Regions from separate parts of the Homo sapiens genome. Here region 1 is linked to region 2. A link is a contact called in ENCODE POLR2A ChIA-PET data. All regions are on one chromosome and are shown on one strand. Each heading gives the region's core, a stretch centred on a gene start or an enhancer-like site at or near the end of the contact. The rest is flanking DNA. Distances are from core to core; before and after follow the strand shown.

What was found. ChIA-PET counts read pairs that join two places held with the same protein, here RNA polymerase II (POLR2A).
Region 1: POLR2A ChIA-PET joins it to region 2 with 8 read pairs in CD4-positive, alpha-beta T cell. The contact joins the promoter of RFWD3 here to the promoter of ANKS3 in region 2. POLR2A ChIA-PET finds 5 or more read pairs at or near these places in 2 of 52 experiments (CD4-positive, alpha-beta T cell and activated CD4-positive, alpha-beta T cell).

What each region holds. Positions count from the first base shown.
Region 1 is chr16:74,662,248-74,670,125 of GRCh38, reverse strand. RFWD3 (ring finger and WD repeat domain 3) reads left to right here and starts at 3,249. Exons shown (of 13, transcript NM_018124.4): 1 at 3,249-3,340. It also overlaps the pseudogene TMPOP2. RefSeq lists a silencer at 3,570-3,719.
Region 2 is chr16:4,732,824-4,740,319 of GRCh38, reverse strand. ANKS3 (ankyrin repeat and sterile alpha motif domain containing 3) reads left to right here and starts at 6,049. Exons shown (of 18, transcript NM_133450.4): 1 at 6,049-6,382. DNAAF8 (dynein axonemal assembly factor 8) reads right to left here and starts at 5,783. Exons shown (of 10, transcript NM_139170.3): 1 at 5,622-5,783; 2 at 3,677-3,856; 3 at 2,374-2,520; 4 at 1-167. The coding sequence starts at 3,805. RefSeq lists silencers at 5,924-6,153, 6,204-6,263.

The DNA of each region.
Region 1 (7,878 bases), core at 2,000-4,499, about 70 Mb before region 2:
AGGCATAAGCCACCACACTCGGCCTTATGTTTTTATCTTTTACTTATCCTTGATTTTTTTAAAACCTAGAACATGGTTTTTTTCTATAAATAAAAAATGCAGAAGAATATAAACTTAATATGATTATTTTGTAGAACTTACTGGCAGGTATTACTATTTTACTATTTTCCTTCCTTCCTTTTTTCTTTTTTCTTTTTTTTCAGAGGCAGGGTCTGCTGGTCTGGAACTCCTGACCTCAAGGGATCCGCCCACCTTGTCCTCCCAAAGTGCTGGGATTACAGGCATGAGCCACCATGCCCAGCCACTGTTTTCATCTTTAAAATCATTTGTTCTATTTACTGTAGGAGTTACAGTGAAAATTCTCCCTGGTAGATGAATTATTCATACTCTGGCAGACCCACAATTATTATAGGTGAATTTACTATAAGCCTGATAAAGCTTAATCTTCAGGGCCTTTTACTTGCACAGGATGCCTTCCAAGGCCCTGTACCTGATTTTTCCCAACACTTATGTATGAAAATTTCCAGATACACAGAAAAGTCAGTACAATTGTACTCTGAACAACCATATACCTACCACCTAAATTCTACAACTAACAATTTATTATATTTGTTTTATCACATACCTATTTATCTGCTTGTGCCTCTTTCTAGCCATTAATTCATCCTGATTTTTTATGCACTTCATTCCTAAACACTTCAGCATTTATGCCATTAACTGGAGTTTATCTCTCTATGAGCTTTTTTTTGGCGGGGGGGTGGGAAGGTAAGTTTTTGCTGTGAAAAATTTGTGTGAAATGCACAAATCTTAAAGATAGCATTTGATGAGTTTTGACAAATGCATACATATGAGTAATCCAAACTCTATCAAGATCATGAACATTATGGCCGGGCGCGGTGGCTCACGCCTATAATCCCAGCACTTTGGGAGGCCAAGGCGGGTGGATCACCTGAGGTCAGGAGTTCAGGACCAGCCTGGCCAACATAGTGAAACCCCACCGCTACTAAAAATACAAAAATTAGGTGGGCGTAGTGGCACGTGCCTGTGATCCCAGCTACTCAGGAGGCTGAGGCAGGAGAATCACTTGAACCCAGGAGGTGGAGGTTGCAGTGAGCCGAAATCATGCCATTGCACTCCAGCCTGGGCAACAGAGCGAGACCCTGTCTAAAAAAAAAAAAGTTCTAGAGCTAAAAAAGATTATTCATATGGCACAAAGTGATCTCCTACTAGTCCAAAGTTCAAAAACATTTTAATAAAGTCCATTCATATATCTTTTGTTTGCTTTCCAATGGAATACTACGTTTATTGAGGCAAAATCACATTATTTTTAGTTCTTGGAGTCAAAAAGCGTACACGAATGTTCTTCAACACAGTTACTAAAAATACAAGACCAAGTTGAATGTGCCAAAGAGATACCATTCAGTTGGGTTTTCTAGAGTCATCAGGAAGAATATTAGAGAAGGGATTTACATGGTTGGTTTCCATAGCTTGATAGACCAAACACACACAAAAAAACTGCCACAACAACAAACAGCAAAATTTTTATCCATACAGGAATGGAGCGTCCCTTTTTTTTGTATTTTCTCACTTGACGTCTGCCAAGGGAACATACTTAGGAACATATGTAGATGAAAACGACTCCTCCATCCTCAAATCACTGAGTTCTAATGGCCGGCCTGCAGCTCCTTTGATTGTTCTGCGGCAACTAGCACTAATTCTTGTTGGTGTAGTTGCTTCATAGGGGAACATTTCCTTAAGAATATCCCTTTCTACTCTTCTTTCCTGTGTTTTTTTTCTCCCACTTCAGCTCTTGTCAATGGTTTCTTTGGTGTTCTTCTGGGTATGTCTGAGAATTCAGTGACTGGCAGAATAGGAAATGCATGCTTGAAATTTCCAGTCACCCTATTGACAATTAAGGATTCGTTGTTTGAAGCAATTATAGTTTCAGCTATGGGAGTACTCGCTGAAATTACTGCTCCATCTATACGAAAATATTCTGAAGCGTGCACCCTTTTGCTTGGAGTTCTTCTTGACCCTCTTGTAGATTCCCTAGTTAATAATGCCTGCAGAGGTCCGCCTTTTGAAGATCCACTTGTCCATTCAGTCCCAGTTATTCCAGCTTGAGAATAGCTCTCCTTGTGCTCAACTCTTCTTTGCTTGAGGGTTACTGGAGTCTTTACTCCCCTGTTTAGCGGTTCTCTCTTCTCAAACTTGAGCCCAATTTAGAGTCTTCTTCATTTTCACCATATCTGTCAGAATCATTACTTCCATTCTGCCTTGTATTTTCTGCTGAAGAAGAAATTGTTGCTGAAGGAGACGATCTTGATTCTGTTCCTTGCTCCCTCAGTTTCAAAAGCTATTTCTCATACAGCTTCCTGGTTGTTCCCACAATAGGACCACAATTCACTCCGTATTTCACAAGCTGATCCAAAGGATCTTCATTAGTGAGTTCTGTTACATCTAGATCGTCTTTATCATCTTGTCTGGGTTTATCAGTTTTCTTTGTGGCTTTCCTGCCGGCGGCGGGCTCGGAGCCGAGACGGCTGTGGGCTCGCGCTCCTCGTACGTAGCTGGAGAATTCCGGGGGCCCCTTTCTTTTGGCGCTGGCGGCGAGCGGCGGCCCTAACAAGTGATTTGAGACTGTTCAGTAGCTCAGATCCCTTGCAGCGGTTTGAGATTGAAGAGATTATGTAGGCAAAGTATTTTGCGTGAGCTCTTCAACCCCATGAGAGGATACATATGAACTGGACTGTCCTACGCCTCTTTACAGGCTCCGAAATTCAAAATATTGAAATATTTTGAAATTATTCGATTAGCTGCTATCCTTTGGATACAGATAACTCCTTCACTAAAGCGTTAGGGATAAGCAGCAGGAGTCAGTTTTAATATCATCATCCCCATTCCAAAATGGACCGAGAAATCATATAACTTTCTCCCGCCAGAAAGTTCAAATAAAACGCGCTAAAAAAAAAAAAAAAAACCAAACAAAAAAAAAACAAAAAAACCTCCCATTTTTTCCGGGGCGGGTGCAAGGTGACGGACGTAGATTCCTGCCAATTGTAGGAGGCTTCCTCAAGCGCGGTCCCGCCTCGTCAGGACGAACTACCAGCCAATGAGAGCACCGCTGCTTCAGCTATCGGGGGACCCATTGAAGAAGAAGAGTGGGTATTGGCCACAGCGTAGGGCTTCTGTCCAATAGGAGCATGCCTGCCGGCGGCTCTGGCGGGAGCTTGAGCGGCTCCGGAAGTGGCAGTTGGCGTAGGTGCATTCGGAGTGCGGCCGAGGTAACTACCGAGTCTTCGGCGGGCTCGCGAGCCCGGCCGCGGCCTGCTGGTTTCAGGTGAGGAGGGGTGTTGCTTCTCCTCAGGCCTTGGGCCTCTAGCTTCGGGATAAACCTCCCCACGCCTGATTCCTGGATTGGGATTCAGGAGACACCCCACGAGGTGGGCTGCACGCGGGCTTGGAACCCGGCGGCCTGAGGGGATTCGGGCCCTCGGGGCGGCGCCAGTGGTCGGGGCTAAGGAGCCCGAACCCCCGCGCGTATCTGGGTTGCTGGGCGTGGGGGCTGGGCAGGCGAGAGCTCGGGGCGATCACTGAAGGAGCCGAGTTCGCTGCTGCGGGGCCTGCCCTGGCCGGGGTGGGAGGTCGCCCGGCCCTTCCCCCGAGAGCCTAGCCTCGGGCTCCTCAGCGGCGTTGCCTGCGCCCGCTCTGAGCGCCGATTACTTCATCACTTTAAAGTTGATGGAAGAACTTCATTTTTAATTTCATCACGGAAACTGTGGAGTAAAGACTTGTATTATCCCTGTTTTACAGGAGAACAAGTTGAGCCGAGTTTAGGAAACCCGCCCAAAGTTTCCCCATGTAGTAAAAGAACAGGGATTTAATATCTATGTATCTAATCAATCTATCTATCTATCTATCTATCTATCTATCTATCTATCTAATCTGTCTATCTAATCTATCTATGTCTTTCTTTCCCCATGTAGTAAAAGAACAGGGATTTAATTTCCTTCTTTCCCTCTCTCCCTTCCCCTCCCGTCTCCCTCTCCCTCCTCTTCCCCCTCCGCCTCTCCCTCTCCCTCTCTCTTCCTCCCTTTTTCCTGTTATAAAGAGAAAAAGGTGTTATAAAGAGAAAAGCGGTGGCTCAGGCCTGTAATCCCAGCACTTTGGGAGGCCGAGGCAGTCGGATCACCTGAGGCCAGGAGTTCGAGACCAGCCTGACCAACATGGAGAAACCCCATTTCCCAGCTACTCGGGAGGCTGAGGCAGGAGAATCGCTTGAACCCGGGAGGCCGAGGTTGCAGTGAGCTGAGATCACGCCATTGCACTCCAGCCTGGGCAACAAGAGTGAAACTCCATCTCAAAAAAAGAAAGAAAGAAAGAAAGAAAAGTCTCCCTGTTGCACCCAGGCTGGAAGAGCTCACTGCAGTCTCGAACTCCCGGGCCCCAGGGATCCTCCCACCTCGGCTTCCCGCAATAGCTGGGACCACAGGTGCGCGCCACCACGCCCGGCTCATTGTTTTATTTTTCTTTTTTCTTTCTTTTTTTGAGATAGAGTCTCGCTTTGTTGCCCCTGCTGGAGTGCAGTGGTGCGATCTCGGCTCACTGCAACCTCTGCCTCCCGGGTTCAAGCGATTCTCCTGCCTCAGCCTCCCAAGTAGCTGGGATTACAGGCATGCGCCACCACACCCGGGTAGTTTTTGTATTTTTAGTGGAGACGGGGTTTCACCATATTGGCCATTCTGGGACTCCGACCTCAAGTGGTCTGCCCTCGGCTTCCCAAAGTGCTGGGATTACAGGTGTGAGCCACCGCGCCTGACCTGTTCTATTTTTCTTTTTTGGTAGAGATGGGAATTTCACTGTGTTGCCCAAGCTGGTCTGGAACACCAGAGCGTAAGTGATCCATCCGCCTGGGCATTTCAGTGTCCAGGGATCACAGGCGTGACCCTCTGCACCGGCCAGAGCAAAGATTTGAACACTTCCCCCGCCCACCTCTTCTCAACCTTTAATTGAGGGGCTTTCGTCCTGCCTGTTGTGGCCATTGATTGAAACCTGAGTAACAAAGATGACAAGTCTGAGGTTGACATTTTAAGCACCGCTCACAGCACACATAAAAAACAGCGTTTGTGTGACATCCTCAAGGTTTGGGGTGCCCAGCCCATGGTCTCTCGTTCTAGGCACCTCCGACTGGCCTACAGTGGTTAGGAAGCTTCAGCTCCAGAACTGCACCGTTCCATAGAACTTTGTGCGACGAGAAAAGTGTTCTGTATTTCTGCTGTCCAGTATGGGAGTCACCCGCCCTATGTGTGTTTCTAGCAGTTGAAATGTGACCTGCACGACAAAGGAACTTATTTTATTTCTTTCTTTTTTCTTTTTTTAGACGGAGTCTTACTCTCTCTCCCGGTCTGGAGTGCAGTGGCGTGATCTCGGCTCAATGTAACCTCCACTCTCCGGGTTCAAGGGGTTCTCCTGCCTCAGCCTCCCAAGTAGCTAGGACCACAGGTGCACACCATCACGGCTGGCTAATTTTTTTGTATTTTTTGTAGAGACGGGGTTTTGCCGTGTTGCCCAGGCTGGTCTCCAACTCCTGGTCTCCAGCTACCTGCCTCAGTCTCCCAAAGTGCTGGGATTATAGGCGTGGGCCACAGCTCCTGGCCGAATTTGATTTTTATTTAATTTAAATAACCATATGGGAGTAGACAGTGCGGCCCCCTAGATTCTGCTCTTTTTAGTCCATTTCTCCCCTTTGTCTTCCTGAAGGCTGAGTTGCTTAATGTCTCTTGAGTACATCTAGAAGTAGCTTGGGCCTTATGTTCTGACACACAATTCTTGGGAGACTGTCGTTGTACCCTAGAAACATTAAAAGCTTTTAGTTAGGCAGCTGCAGTAGCTCACTCCTGTAATCCCAGCACTTTGGGAGGCTGAGGCAGAAGGGTTGCTTGAGCCGAGGAGTTGAAGACCAGCCTAGGCAACGTGGGAAACCCCATCTATACAAAAAATGTTTAAAACTTGAAGTATCTCACATTGTTCAGTTTGCAGACTTTCTTTCCCACTTATTTTCAGTACTGTGCCACTCTCCATCCTGAGTGTAAGCCTGTGTGGTTCAAACCTCCAGTTTTCTCGTGCATAGGGGGAGAAGGGCTTTGTTCTGTGTTTTGTTTTAGCTGGCTGGTGTTTGAGTAGGAGTCAAGCTAACTGCTTTACTGGCTTTTAACCAGCCCTTCTCTTTTAGCGCCATCTTTCAATATTGCCTTTTGTGGTACCTGGTTTTTACAGTCCCTTTAGTGGGAATCAGCTTGCTTCTCAATAACACACCTCACCCCAACCACTGTGCCCTTTGCAGGCTTTGAGTTTTATCTTTTGGCTCTGCTAAGCAGTCATCAATCATCAGTTTCTCCTTTATGGCCTTAAAAAACTGGTTTGCATATCATACCCTGTTTGCATTTGTGTCGTCCTGGTTAATTTATCCTTTCTTAAAAAAATGTCTCAGGTTGTGGGGGTCATGTTCGTGGGTTTTAGGAATGACTGGAGTGGAGAGAGAAAGATACATATATGTACTTCGTCCACTATGTTTATTAGAATTCCTTCCATTTATTCAGCCTGCACCAGTCTGGCCTCTGACCCCACCACTTCAGGGAAACTGCTTTTTTAGGTCACCTGTCATCCTCATGTTGCCAAATCTAGCGGCCGTTCTTCCCCCCAGTAGCACTTGACACTCAATTGTTCCTTCCTTGAAACATTGTTTTTCCAAGACACCACATTCCCATGTTTCCTCCTACTTTATAATCTTCCTTAACTGGCTTCTTTTACTCTGTTGTACTTTTAACAGTAGTGTCTCTGACTTTAGTCTTCAGCCCTCTTCTGTCATTCTGTTCCTCAGGTGGTTTAATCTGCTTTGATGATTTTAAGAAACATGAGTATTGGCCGGGCGCGGTGGCTCATGCCTATAATCCGAGCACTTTGGGAGGCTGAGGCTGGCAGATCACCAGGTCAGGGGATCGAGACCATCCTGGCTAACACAGTGAAACCCCGGCTGTACTAAAAATACAAAAAATTAGCCAGGCGTGGTGGCAGGCACCTGTAATCCCAGCTACTCGGGAGGCTGAGGCAGGAGAATGGCGTGAACCCGGGAGGCGGAGCTTGCAGTGAGCCGAGATCGCGCCACTGCACTCCAGCCTGGGCAACAGAGCGAGACTCCATCTCAAAAAAAAAAAAAAAGAAGCATGACCATTCTGAAGATTCTTAAAGCTGTCTGTTTGTTTTCATCTCCACTGCTACCACTCTTGCCTAGGTCTCTCTGACCTCTGGTCTGGACTCCCACAATAGCCTCTACACTGGTCACCTAGCTTATGCTCTTGCACCCCTACAGTGCATTCCTAACATAGAAGAAACTCCTTACCAAGGCCCATAGGCCCTTTAATAATGGTGTCCTGTTCATCAGTGAAACCCATGCTCATCAGGGACCTATGCACTGATTTCCTTCTGAGACTCTTCTTGGCTCTTTGCATAGCCAGCTGCTTTTAATCCTTCATGCCTCAGCCCAATTTTCACTCTTTAAAAGAGTACTTCCCTCACAATTGTGTCTTAGTTGGTCCTCTTTGTCTCCTCAACCCCAAACATCATAATCTATAATTTTTTTCATGTATTTGTTTATTGACATCTTACTTGCTAGAATCTAAACTCTGATACATGGGGTCTTATCTGTTTTTGCCTCTAGGGTGTCTTGTCTGCATAACAGGTGCTTAATAACTATTAGTTGAACCCCCATTTCCTCATAAGTCAGATGAAAATAAAAGCACGTGCCTTACTTCACAAAGTAATTAAGGGGATAAGTTATACTGATGTACTTTAAAAACTAGGTGGTAGGGAGGCACAGTG
Region 2 (7,496 bases), core at 4,800-7,299:
TCCAGCCACCTGGGGGGCTCCTCGGCCATCCCAAGAAGAGCGCTGACCTCACCAGAGCTTTCAAAAGGCCTGCCAGGGTCTCTTCCTTCCTGAGAGGATGCATCCTTTGTCCTTGTGTTCTGTCTGCACCCAGGTTCTGTGGCCAATTCTGCAGGCACCAGAACTGGCTGTCAAGAAAACAGGTATGTTCAGTTAGCATCCTCAAAAACATGCTTCAGGGAATGTTTTTCATAGAAAAATATGTACTTTTTTTTTTTTTTTGAGGTGAAGTCTCGCTTTGTTGCCCAGGCTGCAGTGCAGTGGTGCGATCATAGCTCACTGCAGCCTCGACTTCCCTGGCCCAGGCGATCCTCCCACTTCAGCCTCCCAAGTAGCTAGGATGACAGGCACATACTACTAGGCCCAGTTAATTTTTTTTAATATTATTTTGTAGTGACAGAGTCTCTACAACATAGTTGGTCTTCCAGGCTTGTCTCAAGTTCCTGGCCTCAAGCTATCTTTCCTGCCTCAGCCTCCCAAAGTGGTGGGATTACAGGCACAAGCCACTGTGCCTGACCTCTTTTAACCATTTTTAACTGCACACTTCATTCTACTAAAAATACAAAAATGAGCCAGCACAGTGGCGTGCGTGTAATCCCAGCTACTTGGGAGGCTGAAGTGGGAGGATCGCTTCAGCCCGGGAGGTGGAGGCTGCAGTGAGCAGTGAGGGCACCATTGTATTCCAGCCTGGGTGACACAGCAAGATCCTGTCCCAAAAAAAAAAAAAAAAAAGTTGGAAAGCTACTGTTGAATATGGGCTGGCTAAAGACAGCACCACTGAGGCATCCTGCTATTTAAATACAAGGCTAGAGTGGAATGCACTGTTACAGCAATGAAACAATATTTAAATTATCAATCATGATAATGTTGGGGCTCAGAAATTCATACCCCAAGCTAGAGTACAAGTCATCCTTCCACCTCAGCATCCTGAGTAGCTGGGACCACAGGCACACCATCACACCCAGCTAATTTTTTAGTAGAGATCCCACATTACAAAAAAAAAAAAAAAAAAAAACAAGAAAAAATCATCCAGAAGAGTTTCTGAAGTAATTGATTGTAAAAATGAAGCAGCAAAATAAAATCACATGCAAATTGTTCCACCTGAACCCACCAGAGTTCTTAGCTGCCCTGGGGATCTCTCTTGTGTGGGGTTATTTCAAACCTAGGTCTAGGAATGGCTGGGCTGATGGGAGATTTCCTTCAAGGTGATGGGTGGGTGCATGTCCTGGTTCTGGGAGATGATCTGGTTCGGTGCCCATGCCCTCCCATTCAGTAGGTTAATTGTTCTCAGCAGAACACCTGAGAGAAGTTACGCTGGAGCTAGGCCCCGTCTCCATTTTGGAAGTGGGTTAGTGCCTCTACACTGTTTTCTTTTCTTTATTATTATTTTTTTTTTAGATGGAGTCTCACTCTGTTGCCCAGGCTGGAGTGTGCAGTGGTGTGATCTTGGCTCACTGCCATCTCTGCTCCCCCGGGTCCAAGCGATTCTCCTGTCTCAGCCTCTGGAGTAGCTGCGATTACAGGCACCTGCCACCATGCCCAGCTAATTTTTTTATTTTTAGTAGAGATAGGGTTTCACCATGTTGGCCAGGCTGGTCTCAAACTCCTGACTTCAAGTGATCCACCCATACTGGCCTCCTAAAATGCTGGGATTACAGGCGTGAGCCACTGTGCTCAGCCAGAAATGGGGTCTTGCTGTATTGCCCAGGCTGGTCTCAAACTCCTGGCCTCATGGGAACCTCTGTCTCAGCCTCCAGCACTGGCAACACAGGCCTGCGTTGGCACGCTTAGTCCACATTTGCTCATTGTCTCCTGGGTTGTCCCTCCCACGAGGTCCAGCTTGTGTGCTTGCTCAGGCACTGATGGGCCATCTTCCTCCCTCCCACTCCCCACTGTAGCCTGTAGCAGTGTAGTTTAGCAGTTTAGTAAACCAGAGTTCCTGTGTACTCGCCAGGTGCTGGGATGAGCCAGGTAGCCATGAAGCCAGCTGGGTTAAGGGAGAGACAATTAGGACAAGCAGTTGTGACAATGGCCAGAAGCTATTCAGGATGCCATGGTAGAGAACAGGATAGGAGCGATCAAGAAGAAGAGAAGGGTCAAAATCGGATGGAAAATCAAGCGTGCATGCCAGCCCTAAGGTGCCGGGCTCCCCAGGAGAGGGAGGTGCGTGGAGGTTAGATGTTGGGCATCTGAATACCTTGGGTTGTACATGGGGGAAAAAAAAAAGGACCATGTTCTAGCATATCGTGGAAATGCTAGAACAGTGGTTTAGACCAGTCAGTTTAGACTAACATCGCACACACACAGGCGTATACTCTTCTGTGTCCCACAGACCTCGGGAAGGGACTCTTCAGCTGCAGCGACCCAGGCCCTGGACTTGTCGCCATCGGCAGGATCTTCAGCCAGCTCCTCCGACAGGTCTGGAATCAGGGAGGTTTGGTTTCGCTGGAAGATGAACAGCTCCTCTTCCCCATAGTCCGACTGTGGACAAATGAGAGGGCTTTTGGAGGACAAGGCAGCAGGCAGAGCCCTGAGGGCCTAGCCACCCCCGCTCTCCACTCTCCACTCTCACTTCCAGCCCAGCCCGCCCAGCCCATCCAGCCCGTCCAGCCCTGCTGCTCAGGAGCCTGGGGGAGATCCGGTTCTCTCCCAGTCAGCCTTGCTGTGCGCGGCTTCTTGCCACCGTTTAGAAATGGGCTTGGCAGCACAACCTCGTGGAGGTGAGACTGGGGCTCCTGGTTCTGCAAGTACCTCGCATACAGCAGGTGCTTCATTAATGCCTCGTGACATGAACAGGGCAGTGAGGTGGTAGCTGAAAGAGCAGGGTCCAGCCCTCCCCATCCCCTGTGACCCTGAGCCATCACTTACACAGCTTAGTTTGTCTTCTTGAAGGGGTTGGGGCTCATACTCTCAAATGAGACTGAAGGTGTGAAAACACCCTGAGCACTGAGGCGTGGGGTCCCCTTAGGTTCTCCTTAGCCTCGTCATGCACTGGATGACGTCTGAGGTCCCTGAAGCTCTGTTGCTGGTGCCCAGGTAGGACCCAAACCCTGCCCGTTCCTTTTAAAACCCTCATACTGTCTCTTAACGCCCAGTGCCAACCTGTGCACTGAGCAGCCCCCGCCAGGAGCATCTTTAGCAGGGTCTTATGCCTGCACCTAGGGCTATTGGTCTGAGCGTCTTTGAGAGCCATTTCAGGGACCCCAAACCACAAATGCAGAATCCCTCGAAGGCTTATCACAATGCACTGGAATTGTGCATTCTCAGTGGGTGTTCTGGCCCTGTCCTGGCACGAGAGAGTGGAGAATAGCAGAATGGAAAGGACAGAGCTTCTGCATCAAATTGACCTGGGTTCCAAGTCAGCACCAAAAACTCCACTGAAAGGGTCTCCCAAGATGCTGAGCACCAATACCCATGCTCAGAGATGACAATCAAGGCAGAAGAAAGAGTAAAGAAGGAAATAGGCACCCAGAAAACACAACTTTGAGTCTGGCCATGCGATTTAAAGTAAAATGACAACAAACTGCACAGGTCAGCAGGAAAAGTCTTCAGAGAAGTGCTCCAAAGCTGTCCTGGCCAGCGTCATGCCTGCTCTGGTAGGAAGGACAAGGCATCCAGGGAGAGAGTTCTTGCTTACCAAAGGGGAGTCTGAGTCCAGAGACGGGAGCTGGTCTTTGACAGCCTTGAGGATGGCATCCCAGGGCCCCATCTGGGAGGCCCAGGGAGAGCCCAGCGAGGGTGCCATGCCTTTATCGTTGGATGCCATGAGGGCCCAGGCTTCCAGATGCCTTCTCAGTGCACCATAATCCGGGGAGCTCTGTGGGGTACACAGGGTGATGGAAGAGGGTCCGGGCCACTGAAGGTCAGGAGAGCAGGGGCTGCTCTACCAGCTGTAGGAGACCAAACAGGCTGGCAGGCCTCACCACCTGCCTCAGTTTCCTTCTAGTTATGCAAGCTCCTGTTAGTGCCAGGCACTGTGTGTGTACGTGTGTGTGTGTGTTCCCACTCATGCACACATGTGGAGCCTGCAGGTATATAATGTATATAGTGATATATACATAATAATATACAAATATATGTATTGATATAAATATACCTATGTAGATATATGTACATGTTATATAGAATGCCATATGTACGATATATAATGATATATAGGTATATTTTATATATACCCCATATAGCATAACTATTCTCTTCATTTCATAGGCTCAGGGTGTTTAGTAAATAGCAACAGTGGACTCTGAATCAGGGGGAATTTCAAGTCCTACTACCCTTTACTGCCCTTTACCAAGGAACAGAAGACACCTTGCTTTTTTGTTTTGGAGACAGGGTCTGGCTTTGTCGCCCAGGCTAGAGTGCAGTGGTACAATGATAGCTCACTGAAGCCTCGGCCTCCTGAGCTCAAGTGATCCTCCCACCTCAGCCTCCTGAATAACTGGGACTACAGGTGTGTACCACCACATCTGGCTAACATTTTTATTTTTTGTAGAGATGGAGTCTCCCTGTTGCCCAGGCTGGTCTCAAACTCCTGGCCTCAAGTGATCCTCTTGCCTCAGCCTCCCAAAGTGCTGGGATTACAGGCATGTGCCATCGCGCCTGGCTGACAGTTTGGAGTCACTAAGTGATTTTTTTTTTTTTTTGGAGTCACTACTCTGACCAGCCCCTGCATTTATATCTTAGAGTCTTAAAGGAGATGGTCCTGTTATTCAGGGGGCTGGGGAGCTTGAGCTTGAGAGCTGGGGGGTGAGGGTCCTCTAGAGCCAGTGTCAGGAGAACTCTGCAGCTCGAGAGGCCGCTGTGGCTTTGGCCCTGCAGTCAGTGCCCGTTCATCCCCAATCAGGGCAGCGGCAGGAGATGTGAATTGGGGGCTGCTTGCTTCCTCTGTACTTCTGGGAATAGGGCAGGTGCTTGGTGCACTCTGAACTGGGAGCAGCGGGTTGGGGACGCATCTGGTGCACACAGCCAGCGGGTGTTTTTTGTAACTAGAGCTCTGTTCCGCAATTCAGGGCACAGTATTTCTTAGGGCAACAGAATCGTCGGGATGAAGAGGGCCTCCAGAGACTCTGATAAACCCTTCAGGCGGACAAGACAATAGGGGAGGGAACGGCATTACCGGCAGAAGGAAGAGCATGTACAGTAGCTCAAAGGAATGAACCGCCCAACAGGTTTAAGGGAAGAAAGTGTCAGTTGCTGGACTCTCCGGTGAAAACGGACCAGACAATGCAGGGCCCTGAACGCCAAGTTGAGGAGCTCAGAGCATCCAGAAGGCGAAGGGGAGGCTCGGAGCCGCCTCTGAATAACGGCCTTCCGGCTCCGTCTCGGGGTGGGTTTCTCAGCTGCAGCCTGTTAGCCCCGCCACAGCCCCGCCCCGGTTCTCAGAGCCCCGCCCCCAGCCGGCCTGCCACGAGGCTGCCGGTTGTTATGGCAACCAGACGCCAACAGCCTCCCGGGTCGAGCTTTTAAATTTTAAAGCTGTGGAAGTGGAAAGCCCATCGCTCCTCCTCTCACCCACCCCCAGCCCGTATTTCCCCGCGTTTTGTTCAACTCCCTGCAGGCGCAGCAGGCCCGAGGCCCCTCACCTCAGGCCTCTGCCTCCACTCCCCGCGCTGTCCTGACAGCGCTATAAACAGCCTCCAGCGCGTCACTCCGCTCGCGTCCGCCCCTCGGGCCGCGCCGCAGGTACAGAGGCTGTCCCCTTCTTCAGCACTCTCCCTCTCAGCGGAGCTTTACATTACTAGACTGCCTCCGCCTTCCCCCCACCCCGCCCAGCTCCTCTTTCGGGCCTTTGCGCGTCCTGCCTCTCCTGCAATGGGATTGGTTCCCCTGGAGGGCGGGGACGGAGCAGGACAAACACCACTAGCTCATTGGCTACCGCGGGCATCAGACAGCGAGCCGGGAAGCTGACCGGAAGGTCCGGGTGCGGGACGTGTGCATTCCACGGCGCCCGGGAGCTGTCCCGGTGCCGACCCGCGAGCTTCCCGGCGTGCTCCGCGCCCTCCCGCAACTACTTCCGGGGCGGGTGCCGGGGGCGGTGCCCCGGCGAGGGAGCGTGGCGGCGAGCTGTTTGGGGGGGGTTGGCGACGGCAGCCCGAGGGCGGCGCAAGGCCTGAGGCCCAGCACAGGTGGGTTCCGCGGCGGCCCGGCCCCAGCACTTGCCGGCACCTGCAGCCCGCCTAGACCCGGCGCTCGGGCGTCCCGCGCTGCACTTGCTCGCCGCGTGACTGGAGGACCGAGCCCCCACATTTTCTTTATGTGGTTGTGGTGGGGGCACAGTAATGCCCTGTGCGCCGTAGCGTTCCTGTGGGGATGTGGCCGGGGGGCGTCGGGAAGCGTCACTGCTGTGAGTTACGGGTTTGTCGGCCAGGGACCCGCCCCGGGGCCAGTGAGCTACCTTTGCGATGCGGTTCCACGGGGCGAGAGGGGGTGCCTGGGTGCTTTCACAGACCTCCTCTGTGGGCGTGACAGTTACCACCAGCATCACATTTGTTAAGATTTTTAAAAATTTTTTAATTTTTGTGGGTACGTAGTAGGTGTATATATTTATGGCGTATATGAGAGATTTTGATACAGGCATGCAGTTCGTAATAATCACATGTAAAATGGGGGTCTCCATCCCTTCAAGCATTTATCCTTTGTGTTACAAACAATATGATTATACTCTTTGAATTATTTTTAAATGTGCAGCCGGGCGCGGTGGCTCACTCACGCCTGTAATCCTAGCACTTTGGGAGGCAAAGGCGGGCGGATCACCTGAAGTCAAGGATTTGAGACCAGCCTGGCCAACATGGGGACACTTCGTCTCTACTAAACATACGAAAACTAGGCTGGCATGGTGGCTCATACCTGTAATCTCAGCTACTCGGGAAGCTGAGGCAGGAGAATCGCTTGAACCCAGGAGGCGGAGGTTGCATTGAGCCGAGATCACGCCGCTGCACTCTAGCCTGGGTAACAGAGTGAGATTATGTCTCAAAAAAAATAATAATAAATAAATAAAATGTGCAATTAGATTATATTGACTATAGTCACCCTGTTGTGCGGTCAAATACTAGATCTTTTTTTTTTTTTTTTTTTTTTTGAGACGGAGTCTCGCTTTGTCGCCCAGGCTGGAGTGCAGTGGCTTGATCAAATACTAGATCTTATTCATTCTGTTTTTTTTGTATCCATTAAGCATCCCCACCCTCCACTACCCTTCCCAGCCTTGGTTACACTAGAAGTAACCATCCTTCTACTTTCTATGTCCATGAGTTCAGTTGTTTTGATTTTTAGATAACCACAAATAATTGAGAACATGCAATATTTATCTTTCTGTGCCTGGCTTATTTCACTAAACATAACGATCTCCGCTTCCATCCATGTTTTTGCAAATGATAGGATCTCATTCTTTTTTTATGGCTGAATAGTACTCCATTGTGTCTAAGTACCACATTTTCTTTAGGATTCACTGTAAAGGTAAC